Linked DNA regions of Homo sapiens: regions 2 and 3 are each linked to region 1. The links are chromatin contacts, found by Hi-C or POLR2A ChIA-PET in ENCODE. All regions are on one chromosome and are shown on one strand. The core of a region is the stretch at or near the end of the contact, and the rest is flanking DNA. Distances in the headings are between cores, read along the strand shown.

Region 1 (3,834 bases), core at 1,192-3,691:
AGTCACGGAGTCTTGCCATGTTGCCCAGGCTAGCCTTGAACTCCTGACTTCAAGCGATCCTCCTGCCTCAGTCTTCTGCCTCCTGAGTAGCTGCGACTACTACATGCGTCACCATACCCGGCTCCCCTCACTCTTGATGCCTTGGGATTGAACTCCCCAATTAAATTTGAGCACATAAGTTTTGCCTCAGGCTCCGTTTCCTTTTTTTTCTTTTATAGAGATGGAATCTTGCTATGTTGACCAGTCTGGTCATGAACCCCCGGGCTCAAGCAATCCTTCCACCTTGGCCTGCCAAAGTGTTGGGATTACAGGCATGAGCCACTGTGCCCGGCCCAGGCTCTGTTTTCTAGGGAACCAGATAGCACACAACAGAGCCATGGCTTGAGAAAGCCAAGTGCTGTGTTAGGCGGCAGTGTAAGATACCAAGTGTATACTGAGCTGTTAAACTGTTCTATTATTTGAATCAATTTGCCTGGTCTTTGTACAAAAAGAACTTACAGTGTGGTGAAGTCCTGGAAGCTGTACAGTTGAGCCCTAGTGCACCAAGGAGGAAAGAACACATTCTGGGGAAGTCAAGGGGACCATGGAAGGCTCCACAGAGGATGTTGGGGCTGGGCATTACATAAAGCCTTGAATCCAGATACTATAGATTTACTTCATTCTTACAGCCAAGAAGATTGGCTGTGCCCTACTCTCAGGCCATAACTCAGTATATAACAAAGCTATCTCACTGCCTCTTGTCTTATTTTTATATTTACTTGTTTTATTATCTATTCTTCCTCCTACAGCCCCTCCCCAATTTATTTATTATGGCTCACTGCAGCTTTGTCCTCCCAGGCTCCAGTGATCCTCCCACCTCAGCCTCCTGAGTACCTGGGACTACAAGCACGTGCCACCATGCCTGCCTAATTTTTAACTTGTTTGTAGAGATGAGAATCTCATTATGTTGCCCAAGCTGGTCTTGAACTCCTGGTCTCAAAGGATCCTCCTGCCTCAGACTCCCAAAGTGTTAGAATTACAGACGTGAGCCACGACACCCAGCTTCCCTCTCCAATTTAAAAGCTCCTTGAGAATAGAGGTGTGTCGTTATTCATCAATGAATCCTCAGCAACAGAAACAGTGCCTGACACTTAAGAGAGGCACTATAAATACAGATGGACTGACTGACCAACTGGGGTTAATGTGTAGGTAATAATAGGAGAATCTGTTCCAGCTCCAAGAGTTGGGGGATAGTGCCTCCACTTTACTGACCTCGGGATAAGTCTGTCCCTGCTGCTGGATATTCCCTCATTTGTTCGCAGACATTTATTGCGGGCCTTCTTTATACCTGCCCTATGCGGTGTATTACTGATACAACATGAACAATATGGAAAAAATGCTTTTCCTAAAGGACTTAAAACCCTGTGGGAGCGACAACAAGGAAACAGACAATTATAAGACAATATGATAAATGCTATAGGTCCACAGCAGAATCACCTAACCTATGACGTGGGTGGGATTAAGGAAGGCATTCCCTGATATGGGGATTACCAGGCACTCTCAGCTCAGGTGGAAACCGTTATGGTAAGGTCCGCTCTCAGAGGTGGTAGGGCCCAGAAATGACATCATCCTAAGTGTAAGTATGCAGACAGCACACAGAGGGGCTTGGTAACTGAAGCTGGGCCCAGAGGATGGGGTCCTGACCGATTGGGAAGCTGTCAAAGCCATCATTCCCAGCTCATAACCTGGGACCCATGACTACCCAGAAAGGCATAACCAGGATGAAGAAACACAGGTCTCTCCAGCTTACTGGAGAGACTGACTGGGGAAGCTCCTCACAGCTGAGGCCAGAAACCTTTTAAACAGAAGTTTCCTCTGAGTGGACCTGAACAAGCCAGTTCCCTCTTCCTTAGGACGGCCCTTCACAAATCTAAGCATTTTCCTCTTAGCTTAATCCCTCCTTGTCTCAGGTCTCCCCCAGGCCCACATCCGAAAGTAGATGACAATAATTACTTGTTGAATGAACGAATCATGAGGAGTCATGTAAATAGAATTCTGTCACGTTGTGAGCCCACATTCACCTTACGGGTATATTGGAGGGCGGGAAAACGGAGATGGGGGGCTCCACTAATGTGTGTCTGTGATCCTGGTTAGATCGCTGTAGGCCATAGAAAGTTTCATTTTAAAAAAATTCCTTTCACAGATCAGAAGTGATGTCCCCGTCCCCGTCTTCTCTTCTGAGTTTGTGCAACGTCAAAACTACAAGTCCCATAAGGCCGGCGGCCGGGAGTCACCATCTTGACATACCTTAGCGCGCATGTCGGCGGGAGAGCGAGCGTTTGGGGAGAAGAAGCCCCGCCTGACTGCAGCCCATTGGTCAAAGGGGTCGGCAGCGGGCTCAGCGGTTGGCCACAGCGCCCGCCCGTCCGCCGCGTCGGTCGGGGTCAGAGTGCGCGGAGGTGAGTCGGTGTGTTGTGGACTCGTGGTGCTGGCTGCCGCTGTTCAGGCGGCCGGGAACGGGCGGTGGGGAGCGGGCGGAGCTGGCCCTGCCTCTGCCTGGCCGGCGCCGCAGTCGGCGCGGGCCGCGCCCGCCGCCGCCAACTGCCCTGAGCGCTTGCTGAGGCCGAGGGAGACGTCGGGGCCTGCACCTGGAGGGAGCCTGCCGCGCTGGCCCCGAGGAGGGGGCGTTGCCATGGCGACAGCCTCTCCCGCTGCTGACGGGGGGCGGGGGCGGCCCTGGGAAGGAGGGCTGGTCTCCTGGCCCCCCGCCCCTCCCCTTACTCTCCCCTGGACTTGGATGGGCCCGAGTTGGGGGCAACACCCCGGGGTGGGTGATGCTGAATGGCCCCGCCAAGATTGGGCCCTGGTTAATGCATGCGGGGTGAGGGTCGCGGTGCGCAGAATTTATGCAACCTGGGGTGCTGGCCCATGTGCTTACCCTGGATGCTTACTTAATCTACTGAGTAATGTTCTGGCGGAGGGGGAGCGGGGCAGAGCTTTGCAAGACAGGATGGGTGAGTTTATTAAGGGGGTTGACTTACTGGGATTACTAGAGAAGAAAAAGGTTTGACTAGAGAGGCTAGAAATGGAGCATGGAGATTGTGGGTAGAACATTCCCTTGACCCTCTCGCCAACACATGCCCACACACCAGGTTAGCAGTTTACCTCTTTGTAAATCTGAAGCGGTGGTAGTAGTGATGGTGGAAGGAGTGAATAAGGGCCTAACCTGGCTAGCTTTCTGTTTGCCTGTCTTGCAAATGGTCCAGCAACAGGTGTTTTCTTAAAAAAAGCATGAACTTGGATTGAGGCTTGACTGCGAGTTCTTGCAAAATATAACTGCTCCTTGTTGACTTGGAAGATGCTGGATGTGGGGCCCCTCAATGGGGGTTTGGATTTTGTCCTTAGAGCTGGATTTTGCAACAAATAGTGCCCATCGTTGTGTCTGCGAGAGGTCTCTGGCCACTTCAATGGCATTTACTCTTGTCAGACATTTAATCAGTCTCCCAGCGGAAGGGCAGCAAAACATGAATCCTATTGGCTAAAAGAGTGTACGCTATTCAAACTATAGTAGGTTGTGAGTGGCTAAATGAGTTTTGATTGTAGAGTTTCTTCCAGAAATTGGCTTCATCAAATTCTGCTTTATTCTGACTTTATCATATACAGCATGCCTTGTTTTAGTGGGTTCTTGCTTGGAGCTTAGTTTATTATACCTGAATCTCCTACCATTTAAAAGCCAATTTATAAACAGGGACTTGGAGTGTGACTCCACTAATGTGTGTCTGTGATCCTGGTTAGAAACCCACTTGGCTGCCTTTTCCTCAGGAGGTGGGGGTTGGGGGAAGGGAGCTGCCGGGA
Region 2 (3,922 bases), core at 1,423-3,922, 360 kb before region 1:
ATAACACCCAAATGTCCTAAAGCTGAGCAATCACTGATTTATTCATTGATTCATTCATTTATTTAACAAAATTCTCATTGAGCATCTTGTCTGTGCCAGGCCTCTGGGCTAGGGCTATGAAGAGGACTAAGATCTAATCACTGGCCTTAGGGACATCACAGCTGAGTGGGGGATACCAATAGGGAAACTGGCATTTATGAGGCAGTGTTATCAGGGCCATGGGAACACAAAGGAAGCCAGGTTGGTTGATGGAGTGGAGATGATAGGGGATGGAGAATCAGGAGAAGGATTCCTTGGAGACGGTGATGCGTGAATTGGCAAAACCATAGGGAGAAGGGAGGGGCTGGAATGTAGAATGTGGCAAGTGCCATGTTGGATAGTGCCATGTCACATTTGTGGCCAGGCAAGGGAGATCTGGCTGGGAAACAGGGATGCTGGGTCATGCATCAGAGCTAAGCCTGTGGAGGCAGGCCAGCCCCAGCTTCTGCAGGGCTATGCATGTGCCAACAACCCGATACAGCAGGCATTTTTCTCATTTCATTTCAGAGAAAAGGAAGGCTCAAAAAAGTTGAGTAGCTCGCTCAGGATCAGATAGCTAATAAGAATAGTTCTGATTTCAGGCCGGGCGCGGTGGCTCACACCTGTAATCCCAGCACTTTGGGAGGTCAAGGCGGTTGGATCACGAGGTCAGGAGTTCACGACCAGCCTGGCCAAGATGGTGAAACCCCGTCTCTACTAAAACTACAAAAATTAGCTGGGCGCAGTGGCAGGTGCCTGTAATCTCAGCTACTTGGGAGGCTGAGGCAGGAGAATATCTTTTACCTGTGCAGCAGAGGTTGCAATGAGCCGAGATCGCGCCACTGCACTCCAGCCTAGGTTACAGAGTGAGACTCCGTCTCAAAAAAAAAAAAAAAAAGAAAAAAGAATAGTTCGGATTCCAAATCCCATATTCTTCACCACTAAGTCTACTGCCTCCACTCTGGTGGTGGACTAGGAAAATGAACTGTGTGTGGGCGCCATACTGGACAGATGAAGATTGGTGTAGAGGCCAGTGCAGGTGAGCAGTATGAAGACCTGAATTACAGCAGTGGAGACAGAATGGGGAAGAGGGAACGCATCTGCATATTGAAGAGTTAGAATTGACTGGTCTTGTTAGAAGTTGGTTGAAGGTGGGAAGCAAAAAGACAAGACAATTACCAATATTTCTAGCCTGGGCAGCTGGGTACTTTCCACTGAGATTGGGACCTTGGAGAAGAAAAGCTTTGGAACTGGAATATCAGAAGTCCACTGGTGACATCTGAGGGGAGGTGTTCAGAAGGCAAATGGACACACAGGTCTAGAGCTATAGAGAGGTCACTCCACTACTCTGTCCTCCATCCATAAAATGGGGAAAATAATAGTGCCCACCTCCTTGGCTTGCTGTGAGGGGTAAATGAGTAAAGATCAAGGGCAGTATCCAGCATAGAGTTAACACTCTATAAAGATTAGCGACTATTGTTTCTGTCATCAAGGTGGTAGGTGGTACATAAAGTCGTGGTAATTAAAGTTGTGGGAGCGGACGAGGTGCCATAGACAGCAAAGAAGGAGAAGAAGACCTGGAGTTGAATGCTGAAAAAAAAAAATTGACACCTAGGAGACTGGTAGAGGAATGGGAATGTATAAAAGACCGAGAAGCAGTTTCTAGAGCCATAGGAGGAAGCCAGGAGAGTATGGGTTTGGGAAGGAGGATGAGAGTATTCAAGGAGGAGGTATCATCAGGAGGGTTTGAATGTTTGAGAGTTCAGGCCCCATGAAGCTGAGAGGATGCTCTGTGGGGCCCATGCTCATGCATTTGACAAACAGGGATTGAGCACGTGCTAGGTGCAGTGCTGGTGCTGATGAAACAGCAGTAAATGAAACAGATGTGGCTGGGTGCAGTGGCTCACGCCTGTAATCCCAGCACTTTGGGAGGCTGAAGCGAGCAGATGATCACTTGAGGCCAGGAGTTGAAGACCAGCCTGGCCAACATTGTGAAACCCTGTCTTTACTAAAAATACAAAAATTAGCCAGGTGTGATGGTGGGCGCCTGTAATCCCAGCTACTCAGGAGGCTGAGGTAGGAAAATTGCTTGAACCCGGGAGGCAGAGGTTGCATTGAGCTGAGATTGTGCCACTGCACTCCAGCCTGGGTGACAGAGTGAGACTCCATCTCAAAAAAACAAAAAACAGATGTGAGGTCCTAGCCACTCACACTCCATGGAAACTCTTTAATGGTGCAGGAGACAAATTCATTGCTCCAATCCGAAGAGGAACTTTGGAATCCACAGCCTATCAGCATTAGAGGAAACCTCAGTGATCACTGGTCTGATCATCTCATTGAATAGACGAAGAAACCAAGAACAAATGACTTGCCCAGGAAACCACAATGAACAAGAGACAGGGCTGTAGCAGCAGGCTTAGTATTCCTTTGGCAGAAGGAGCCATAGAAATGGCATTGTACCTGGGAACTGTGGATATTCCATGCAGCCATTTCCAGGGTGCTAACAGCACTGATCATTTATAATTCTTTGATCCCAGAGCCTTGCAAAACCAGGGTTCCGGGTCTTTCTCTGCAGGTCCAGACAAGCCTGCCACCTACTGGACACATATGAGAAGTGCGCTTCCTTACCGAGGTTTGCTTCCTTTTCCAGCAGGGCACTAGCATGAACGTGTTTAGCATGTTGCACTGCTGTAAGAAACAGACCAGTCAGGCGTGGTGGCTCATGCCTGCAATCTCAACACTTTAAGAGGCTGAGGCGGGAGGATCGCTTGAGCCCAAGAGTTTGAGGCTGCAGTGAGCTGTCAAGCCACTCAACTCCAGCCTGGGAAACAGTAAAACTGTTTCCCCCCCAACAAAAAAAGAAAAAAGGCCGGGGACAGTCAAATCAGGTTGGGCAACATCGTGAGATCCCATCTCTAAAAAGAATTAAAAAAAAAATTAGCCAGGCATAGTGGCATGTGCCTGTAGTCCCAGCTACTTACTTGAGCCCAGGAGGTTGAGGCTGCAGTGAGCCGTGCATGCGCCACTGCACTCCAGCCTAGGTGACAGAACAAGGCCCTGCCTCAAGAAAAAAGGAAGAGACCAGTGTCAGCCATCTTCCTGACATTCTGTAATTAATTCTGTCTCTGATTTCTGTATACCCTGCTACCTTTTTTTTTTTTTTTGAGACGGAGTTTCACTCTTGTTGCCCAGGCCGGAGTGCAATGGCGTGATCTCAGCTCACCGCAACCTCCGCCTCCCGGGTTCAAGGGATTCTCCTGCCTCAGCCTCCCAAGTAGCTGGGATTACAGGCATGCACCACCACGCCCGGCTAATTTTGTATTTTTAGTAGAGAAGGGGTTTCTCCATGTTGGTCAGGGTGGTCTCGAACTTCCGACCTCAGGTGATCTGCCGGCCTCGGCCTCCCAAAGTGCTGAGATTACAGGCATGAGCCACCAGGCCTGGCCCCTGCTCCCTCTTTTTTTTTTTTTTCTTTTTTTTGAGACGGAGTCTCGCTCTGTCACCCAGGCTGGAGTGCAGTGGTGCAATCTCGGCTCACTGCAAGCTCCGCCTCCCAGGTTCACGCCATTCTACTGCCTCAGCCTCCCAAGTAGCTGGGACTACAAGCACCCGCCACCACGCCCGGCTAATTTTTTTTGTATTTTTAGTAGAGACAGGGTTTCATCGTGTTAGCCAGATGGTCTAGATCTCCTGACCTCGTGATCCGCCGGCCTCCCAAAGTGCTGGGTACATGCGTGAGCCACTGCGTCAGGCCCCCTGCTACCTCTCTAACTACATTCTGTTCAAAGCTCAATGTTGAAACAATAAAAATATATTTTATGCACACCTTTTGTTTTTAAAGCCAGGCAACAAAGTAACTAATGTATGTGCTATGGTGGTATTTTTATTGCTGGACAAAGAATTA
Region 3 (4,033 bases), core at 210-2,709, 380 kb before region 1:
GTTCTCCTGCCTCAGGCTCCCAAGTAGTTGGGATTACAGGCATGCACTACCACGACTGGCTAATTTTTGTATTTTCAGTAGAGACAGGTTTCGCCATGTTGGCCAGGATGGTCTCGAACTCCTGACATCAGGTGATCTGCCCGTCTCAGCCTCCCAAAGTTCTGGGATTACAGGCGTGAGTGAGAAGAGCACAGCATCAGAAACTAGGCTCTCACAGATTCCACTTCTGCACAGATCCTTTATGTAGGAAGACATTAAATGTGGTAGAGGAATTCTCATAGAACCTACCTCTTTGCCCTTTGTGGCACCTCCTTCTGCCCATTCCACTGAAACACAGGATTTCTCCAAGTTCACAGTCCTTACATTGGCACTGTGAATTAAACCTATAAAGTATGAAAAAACCAGAGTTACCCATCTCTTTCCTGAGAGCTTCACTTTTAGGATTCCACAGAGATTCCCAAAGTGGAGTTAACCTGAAGGAACAGGCAGCTACCTTAAAAAAAAAAAAAAAAAAAACTAAGAGAAACAAATAAATCTCCTGGGCTTCACCTTTAGAATATCCACAGTGAGGTGGGCTGGGGACAGGTTTTTAAACTGAGCTGCATGGGATAAGGATTCACCCCTACTCAAGAGAGCCTACAAAAAAAGAGAGATAGAGCCTACAAAAGAGAACATACAAAAGGTATGTTTGAGCACAGGATTCCCCACAACCCTTAGATGAACTTTTCCTCAACATAGCATTGAGGATCTGGCCCTTTTGGGGTTTTCCTAACTCATTTCTGGCGGTCATATCTGTCCATTTCCCTAATGACACGGGTATCAGACCTGCCAGAACTGCGGTACCTGCTTAAGCAAAAGAGAGAACGACTACAAGCTCCTCAAGCGCAGGGTTCTTGTCTGTCCCGTTTACCTGACATACCGCAACTGCGCAATATTTATTCGAGAGTAAAGGGGCCAGGAGACCGAGGTCCCCATAAGAGCAGGGCATTTTCAGGGGAGAATTTTGGAAGGGAAGTGAATTTAGAAGTCCCAACTTCCCTGGGAGGTCTACCAGCCTTGGAGAAGGTCCGCCCACTCCCAGAGGACTGCGAAAGGGACCACGTACAGCGCAGGGACTCTCACCCCTGTGTAGGCAAGAATGACTGCCAGTGCAGAGACCCGGAGTGAGTGCGTGTGAAAAGGAGGGAGGGAGAGAAAGAGAGTGAAAGCCCATCTGTGTGTCCGGGGACGGGCAGTAATTTCAGTCGTCTCACCGCTCACGAGTCCCCTTGACCTAGGGACCCCGCTCCTCACCATTACTGCGTTGGATCTTGATAGCGAGACCGGGAAACAGGCGGGCCTGAAGCGACGAGTCCATGGCCATTCGGAGAGTCAGCAAGGAAGAGAAACGCGCAATACCAAGAAACCTCAATTTCGCTAACCCTACGAAGTCTTAACGCCGCGTAAACCGCCGCAGTTTAAATCCCGCGCGCAAGCGTCCTTAAAACGTCATTCCGCTGTCCCCGCCCTCGCTTCCGCCAGTCAGCGGCGCCCTGCGGAGCCTTGGGGGAGACGCAGTTCCCAACCATCTTCCTACGCTTGGCACCGCCCATGCGTCTGGCCACACCCCCGAGCGCTGTGCCTTCTGGGAACTTCGCCGCTACGTGGGGTCTGGGGCTCCCATTTCTGGTATTGTCCTCGGTCACCTTGTACTGCGGGGTTCCCGAAAACTGGGAAACTTCAGTATGTATTTGACAATGAGGGCTCTGGGATCCTACAGACATGGGTTCGAATCGTAGCTTCTTCAATTGCAAGTTCAGTGACCTCGAGCAAGTTGGAGACTTGGCCGGGCGCGGTGGCTCACTCCTGTTAATCCCAACACTTAGGAAGGGAGAGGTGGGAGTGATCGCTCGAGATCAGAAGTTCGAGACCAGACAGGGCAACATAGCCAAGACCCTGTTCTCAAAGCAAAACAAAACCACAGATTAGAAACTTGACTTAGTTTTTCTTATTAAATAGTGCAGAAGCATGTTGCCTCATTCAAGGAGTTATGTATAAATTTCCAGAAAGACACTGATTCACCAGATATTTATTGAGTGAAGTCTACCACCTGCTAGGCATGGTACCAGGAAATGGAGATAATGAACTAGACACATAGTTCCTGTCCTCCTTTTTTTTTTTTTCCATTTAACCCTTAGTGGACACAGCACATGTTTCAGAGAGCACGGGGTTGGGGGTAAGGTTATAGATTAACAGCATCCCAAGGCAAAAGAATTTTTCTTAGTACAGAACAAAATGGAGTCTCCTATGTCTACTTCTTTCTACACAGACACAGTAACAATCTGATCTCTCTTTCTTTTCCCCACATTTCCCCCTTTTCTATTCGACAAAACCGCCATCGTCATCATGGCCCGTTCTCAATGAGCTATTGGGTACACCTCCCAGATGGGGTGGCGGCGGGGCAGAGGGGCTCCTCACTTCCCAAATGGGGCAGCCGGGCAGAGGCGCCCCCCCCCCCCACCTCCCAGACAGGGCGGCGGCTGGGAGGGGGCTGCCCCCCACCTCCCAGACGGGGCGGCTGGCCGGTCGGGGGCTTTCCCCCCACCTCCTGGACGGGGCGGCTGCCGGGAGGAGACGCTCCTCATCTCCCGGACGGGGCGGCTGCCGGGCAGAGTGGCTCCTCACTTCTCAGACGGGGCGGCCAGTCAGAGACGATCCTCACCTCCCAGACAGGGTGGCGGCGGGGCAGAGACACTCCTCAGTTCCCAGACGGGGTCGCGGCGGGGCAGAGGCGCTCCCCACATCCCAGACGATGGGCGGCCGGGAAGAGACGCTCCTCACTTCCTAGACCGGGTGGCGGCCGAGCAGAGGCTGCAATCTCGGCACTTTGGGAGGCCAAGGCAGGCGGCTGGGAGGTGGAGGTTGTAGCGAGCCGAGATCACGCCACCGCACTCCAGCCTGGGCAACATTGAGCACTGAGTGAGCGAGACTCCGTCTGCAATCCCGGCACCTCGGGAGGCCAGGGCTGGCAGATCACTCGCGGTCAGGAGCTGGAGACCAGCCCGGCCAGCACGGTGAAACCCCATCTCCACCAAAAAATACGAAAACCAGTCAGGTGCGGCGGCGCGCGCCTGCAATCCCAGGCACTCGGCAGGCTGAGGCAGGAGAATCAGGCAGGGAGGCTGCAGTGAGTCGAGATGGCGGCAGTACAGTTCAGCCTCGGCTTGGCATCAGAGGGAGACCGGGGAGAGGGGGAGGGGGAAAGGGAGAGGTTTTTTTTTTTTTTAATTAGAGACAGTGTCTTGCTATGTTGCCCAGGCTGGTCTTGAACTCCTGGGCTCAAAGATCCTCCCTCCTTAACCTCCCAAAGTGCTAGGATTACATGTGTGAACCACCAAGCCCGGCCTCCTGTTCTTGACGATCTGCCTGCCTCAGCCTCCCAAAATGCTGGTATTACAGGCATGAACCACTGTGCCTGGCCAGGAAAGGTCTTGTTTGAAGAACTGATGACTGGAAGGCAGTGGGGGAGAGGAGCATCAGAAGAAGTTGAAGAGGTGGGGAGGGGCAAAATCATAGAGCATCTTGTGGCCTGTAGTAATAATTTTGGCTTTTATGCTAATGAGAAGTCATTGAAAAGTTTTAAGCAGGGGACTAACATGATCTGATTTACATTTTACTTTTTTTTTTTTTTTTTTTTGAGACAGAATTTCACTCTTGTTGCCCAGGCTGGAGTGCAATGGTGCGATCTCGGCTCACCACAACCTCTGCCTCCCAGGTTCAAGCAATTCTCCTGCCTCAGCCTCCAAAGTAACTGGGATTACAGAGATGCACCATCATGCCCGGCTAATTTTGTATTTTTAGTAGAGACGGGGTTTCACCATGTTGGTCAGGCTGGTCGTGAACTCCCGACCTCAGGTGATCCGCCCACCTCGGCCTCCTAAAGTGCTGGGATTACAGGTGTGAGCCACTGCGCCCAGCCTACATTTTACTTTTATGTCAGTCAAACTTGCTATTGTGTGGAGAGTAGATTTGAAAGGGGCAAGACAGAAGGCAG

What was found. Hi-C counts contacts between places; a loop is a spot of excess contacts on that map. ChIA-PET counts read pairs that join two places held with the same protein, here RNA polymerase II (POLR2A). Pooled maps may share reads with other maps.
Region 2: a loop to region 1 is called in a pooled map, with 6 times the contacts of the local background. The contact joins the enhancer-like site here to the promoter of ERI3 in region 1. A Hi-C loop is called at or near these places in 4 of 50 pooled maps. POLR2A ChIA-PET finds 5 or more read pairs at or near these places in 4 of 52 experiments (H1, MCF 10A, WTC11 and 1 more).
Region 3: a loop to region 1 is called in a map of naive thymus-derived CD4-positive, alpha-beta T cell, with 12 times the contacts of the local background. The contact joins the promoter of KIF2C here to the promoter of ERI3 in region 1. A Hi-C loop is called at or near these places in 1 of 168 maps with a recorded cell type or tissue (naive thymus-derived CD4-positive, alpha-beta T cell) and 7 of 50 pooled maps. POLR2A ChIA-PET finds 5 or more read pairs at or near these places in 4 of 52 experiments (H1, PC-9, WTC11 and 1 more).

What each region holds. Positions count from the first base shown.
Region 1 is chr1:44,353,864-44,357,697 of GRCh38, reverse strand. ERI3 (ERI1 exoribonuclease family member 3) reads left to right here and starts at 2,441. Exons shown (of 9, transcript NM_024066.3): 1 at 2,441-2,806. The coding sequence starts at 2,672. RefSeq lists enhancers at 2,157-2,206, 2,107-2,607 and a silencer at 2,477-2,706.
Region 2 is chr1:44,713,846-44,717,767 of GRCh38, reverse strand. All of the region lies in intron 6 of ARMH1 (armadillo like helical domain containing 1), which reads right to left. All of the region lies in intron 2 of LOC105378690 (a long non-coding RNA gene), which reads left to right. Among named protein-coding and RNA genes, the nearest start is that of RNU5F-1, 6.1 kb to the left of the region's middle. Within about 2 kb of position 2,672, at least 5 of the 41 ENCODE cell types and tissues checked have a DNase peak (open chromatin) inside an H3K27ac peak, as active enhancers do.
Region 3 is chr1:44,737,263-44,741,295 of GRCh38, reverse strand. KIF2C (kinesin family member 2C) reads right to left here and starts at 1,459. Exons shown (of 21, transcript NM_006845.4): 1 at 1,294-1,459; 2 at 289-383. The coding sequence starts at 1,363. RefSeq lists an enhancer at 1,639-1,808.